Linked DNA regions of Homo sapiens: region 1 is linked to region 2. The links are chromatin loops, found by intact Hi-C in ENCODE. Cell type or tissue: Caco-2. All regions are shown on one strand.

Evidence for each region. Hi-C counts contacts between places; a loop is a spot of excess contacts. Peaks named below come from ENCODE experiments on the same cell type or tissue, not always from the same donor. Only the 100,000 strongest peaks of a DNase experiment are listed, where the experiment ranks them.
Region 1: it touches region 2 in a loop (7-fold over the local background); 1 of 110 quality-filtered maps calls a loop at or near these places.

What each region holds. Positions count from the first base shown.
Region 1 is chr4:69,491,570-69,494,069 of GRCh38, forward strand. It overlaps UGT2B4 (UDP glucuronosyltransferase family 2 member B4), which reads right to left. Exons shown (of 6, transcript NM_021139.3): 2 at 2,124-2,272. Among named protein-coding and RNA genes, the nearest start is that of UGT2B4, 3.1 kb to the right of the region's middle. In Caco-2, no CTCF peak of the experiment used is centred here; no DNase peak of the experiment used is centred here.
Region 2 is chr4:69,590,516-69,593,015 of GRCh38, forward strand. All of the region lies in intron 6 of UGT2A1 (UDP glucuronosyltransferase family 2 member A1 complex locus), which reads right to left. The region is part of intron 5 of UGT2A2 (UDP glucuronosyltransferase family 2 member A2); the gene reads right to left. Among named protein-coding and RNA genes, the nearest start is that of UGT2A2, 48 kb to the right of the region's middle. In Caco-2, no CTCF peak of the experiment used is centred here; a DNase peak (open chromatin) is centred at 1,016.

The DNA.
Region 1 (2,500 bases), 99 kb before region 2:
TTATTTTACATGATAAACAATTAGAGAATGGCTTTCACAACCATTGACTTGCATTCAAAGCTTTCTACAAGTTAGTAACAACAGCTAGTATTAGTAATTATCACATGTACTACGACTCAATCTTTTTCTTATCCTTCCACACCTCGTACTCTCTTCTCCCTCTTACTGGCACTGTCAGTTTCCCTTAATGTGAGTGGGGAAATCTTTCAAGAGTAGGATAGGGTGGGACAGAATTTTCATTAGTCTTATCTCAGCTTTTGTCTCTTTAGAAAGTTACCATATAAAGCCCATACAATTTGCATTCAACATAGATATTGGATTTTAACCATGGAATAAAATATCAGTTTCATGTTGCTGTTAATAAGGAGGTAGGCAAAAATTATCTCTTAAGAGATTACATAATGTAATAAAAATGCTTACTTTCTACCTATTTCTTAGAAGGGTGATATCAATTTAAAATATATTACATTCTTATATTCCTCCATAAAGAATATAATGTTATATGATGACAGAATTCTTTTATTATTGTAAACTGAGGGCACGATTCAGATACGAGTGGTAGAAATTATTTGGTCTTTATTATACATGCGTTGTTCATTTTTTCTGTGCTTCTCTCTCAGGCACTTATGATGTTGAGACACAAGCTATCCCAGGAAGCTTTACTGGGTTGCTTGTCTTAAGGCAGAAAACACCTGCTCTAATAGGGTATGTTTATGCTAAGATGTAAACCTCTGGGATCTCAACGCAGAATGATTTAAATGCTTTAGTAAAATCAAGTGAACACTGGGTCTGGCTGCAAATACTAATAGAATCACACATTTATATCGGTAAGGGATTATTTTCTTATAAGTTAGAATACTGATGAAGATCCTTGTCACTTGTGGTAGAATTTTACAATTTCATTTTGCTCATCTTACTGTCAAAACTGATATGTCTTATTTTAAACAAGTCTACAGGGTATCTGTCATATAGAAGACCATAGGACTTTGTTAGAGAATATAATCTTGAAATGCTGAATAATTAGTTTCTATTAAATGAGGAATAATATCTCAAGTGACTTACACATGTTAAGTAATTCATAGTATTAGTAATAACAAAAATAACCATAATTGCAAAATAATATTTCTGAATCACTAACTATATGCCAGAGACATTTTAAGTGGTTTATTTGTATTAACTTTTTTCCACACAACACAATATGAAGTTAGTCATATTACTGTAAAAGTAGGCATAGGTAATTCTATCCACTTTCTAGTCCATTTTTCCATCATCTGCTACCTGAATTCATACAAAATTTCCTCAATGGTCAGCTCTTTCTAGTTTGGCCCTTCCACAATTTAATCCATCGAACATCTTGGAATCTTTTTTTAAAAACTATAATCTTATCCCATATTTTCTTTTCTTAACTCTTTTTAGTAGTCCCTAAATGTGCTTAATAAATATTTCAACTCCTGAGGAGTATCTGGCTCTTATCTTGCCTATCAGCATCATCTGATTCTTACTCAGTATCTTCCTTGCAAACTAAACTTTGAGTCTTGAGAACTGTCCTGAACACTTTACCTGCTTTTCTTTTTGTGTTTTTTTCTCTTCTTCATTCTTTTACCTATTCCTGCATATAGTTCAGCTCTCATCTAAATTATTAATATCAGTGACTCCAGGATACTCTCTATTATCTACACTGGATGCTTCCTTAGCATTGGTTTTTCTCTGGAGATAACAGTTTTTACACAGTTTTTATTACTTGCATATATTCTATCTTTCAAAATAGAATGTAAGGTGTGTTGGGATAGAAACTGTGTCCCATACACGTACCTGTGGTGTGTGCTAATCTCTTTATAAATATTCTTTGAATGAATGGCCAGTACCTTCTTATATGTTGCATAATCAAAGCTTTAATTTACCAACCCTATTTTCAAAGTCTCTTTAGTATCCCTCTTTATTGGTAATAATGATGAAATTCATAAACTTGTGATAGTATCAACATGTACGTCAGTTTCTAATTGGTATCTGCTTTACTCTTCCCACTTCCACCTTTCTTCCAGTGTAAGTCAAACACTTTGAATGAATATAGAACCATTCGTACTGAAACTTCAAAGCAGACAAAACAAACAGTAATAGTTTACCTTCGGTAGGGGTTTGGCAGGTTTGCAGTGGAGTCCTCCAACGAACTCAACATTTGGTAAGAGTGGGTGAGGAAATTGAAAATCCCAGTAGTTTCGAATAAGCCATATGTCAGCTTTTGCCATTGTCTCAGATAACGTAGTGGGTCTTCCTGATGGGGGAAAAAAAAAGAAAAGATAGATGACACAAGATAATTAAACTAGGTAATTTTCTGAAAGAAGTTAGAATAATGTGGGCAAAAATGTAGGCAAAGTGTTTGTGCCTTGAAAAAAAATACATATATTCGTATATAGGCATAATTTAATTTTTATGTATTATATATTTTACCCATGTGTATTTACAAGAAAGGCAAAGTGGTGAGAGAATCATGAGGGAAAAC
Region 2 (2,500 bases):
GTGCAGAGATGTCCCGGTGTTGGCAGGACATTGTTAGGACTGGGGAATGGGGAACATGGTCATCATTTACAAGAGAACATGGTACAACTAGATTCAGCAGCAGGAGTAGTTTACATGTGTTGAGTGTGTGTGTGTGTGTGTGTGTTTGTGTGTCTGTCTGTCTAGTGAAAAAGAATATAAGTAAGTAATTTCACATGGATCATCCGAATATACTTTAGGCAATAAATAAATTTGTACATGTGAATCAAAAAATAAGAAGAAGAAAGCATGTTTTCCTATAAATGATGTGGGACAAAGACCATGCTCATAAATTTATTATTTCATGTTTTATTATACACTAATGTTTTATGACTGATATGTTAAAATATTCTGAATAATTAAATTACAATGGTCTATTCAAATGTAATTGTTAATGTTTATTAATTGCTTTAATGAATAACAGAATGGAGTACAAACACATCCATATATATACTCTACACTATACCTTGTGTTCCCAGAGGTGGTATTTGGTTTAGGGTTAAAGTGAAGTTACTTTAAATTAAATAATTTTTAGGCATTTATTTAGAAATTTCTAACAGTATTTATAGTTCTCATTTTTTTGCATCAATAGTTTTGTCAATGAAATGAATCAAAATCTAAAATATTTGAAGATATTTATTTGTAGCAAAATATGAGTGACCATGGCCCATGATAAAGCCCTCAGGAAGTCCTGAGTATATGTGCCCAAGGTGGCTGGGGTGCAGCTTGGTTTTTACATTTTAGGAAGGCATAAGACATTAATCAAATATGTTTAAGAAATACATTGGTTTGGTTTAGAAAGGTGGGACAACTTGAAGTGGGGGTGCATCCAGGCTATAGGTAAATTTAAACATATTCTGGTTGACAATTGGTTGAGTTTCTCTAAAGACCTGGGATCAAAGGGAAGGAATGCCTGGGTTAAGATAAAGGATTGTGGAGATCCAAGTCCTTATTTGCAGAGGAAGCCTTCAGGTAGTAGGCTTCAGAGAGAATAGGTTGTGAAACGTTTCTTATCAGACTGAAAGTCTGTGTTGATGCTAATGCCAGAGAGGTATACTAAGGCATATTTGACCCTCATTTCCCATCATGGCCTGAAACAGACTCTCAGGTTAAATTTTAACTTCCTCTGGCTGAGGAGGAAGTCCATTTGGATGGTTGGGTGAGAAGCTTAGAATTTTTATTTTTGGTTTACAGTTTTCAAGTCAATAATAAAATTTAACCATCATTTTAAGCATTAGAGTTAAAGAGAATCACAGACTGTACCTACACTGATAATTAATAAAATGAACAAAATTGTCAGCAACTAACAACTTTGTAATAGTCTAATTGACTAGTCATTAAAGTCAAAAAAAGATCATACTGAGCCTTGCTGAAGCTCCTAACCCACCACTTAGCTCATGAATTATGATTTCTAAAATTATGACTTATACAACATGTACGTATTAATAAAAGTCAATTAATTGGAATGTGGATGGGGAGCAAAAGTGGACAACCAGGGCTGAGTCTTGGTATGAATCTAAACCAACTGTTGAGTGTCTTTCTTTTTTGAAATGAATACATTAGCCCTCGTGTCTAAAATGCCTGGCAAAGGTCACTGAATAGATGTTTTTAAGCAGGTTACTTCCGTTAAGAAAAAGCACTAAATTCCATCCGAGTTTACCTTCTCCTCTCCTGAATCTCAGCCTTCAGGAAAAGTGAATGAAATATTAAAGCTATTCTTCAAGCTTGGACTCTACATGAAAACAATTAAGTCCAATACAACATAAAGCAAGTTTAAAGCACCCACACAAATTCAGAGCAAACACCAAGACCGAGAAAAAATAACAGCCTGATAACCACTTACACATATTGAAAAATAAATGAGAAACTAAAAATGCATTTAGGTATTGCATATAGTCCAAAGAAGAGGAGATTCAAAATACAATAATAGCGGGAGGGTAATGAATATGATATCAAAATTGACTTACAAAGCAAGAGGAAGTGATAAGGAGATAGGTGAGCTGATGATACAAGTTGTTAAAAATGACAGTTGAAAGAATTAATAAAGAAATTAGAAACAGCAAGCAATGCTCATGGTAAAAATAATAAATTTACTAATTTGTGAACTATTGGAGGCAATCTCAATGAATTAATAATAGTAAAAATTGATTAGAACAATTAGACAGGAAATAAGAGAGGAAAACATACCAAAATACTTTATCATAGGGAAGACTAAACTGGTGCTCCAGAAGTAAAGATAAAAAATGGAAATAAAAGGCATTCAAAGAAATAATACAAAAAAAATTAATTTCTGAAAAGAAAAACTGGATAATTTTTTATCTTAGATTAACATTGTTGTAAAGACACAGTATAATTGAAGAAAAATATATAAAATAATTTGTAAGAATACACCATAACTGAGTTTCTGAATTTTAAAAAGTAACTATTTCTTTTTCCAAGTTGAAAAGAAAGCAAAAAGATACAACAGTCAGGCAGGACTCAG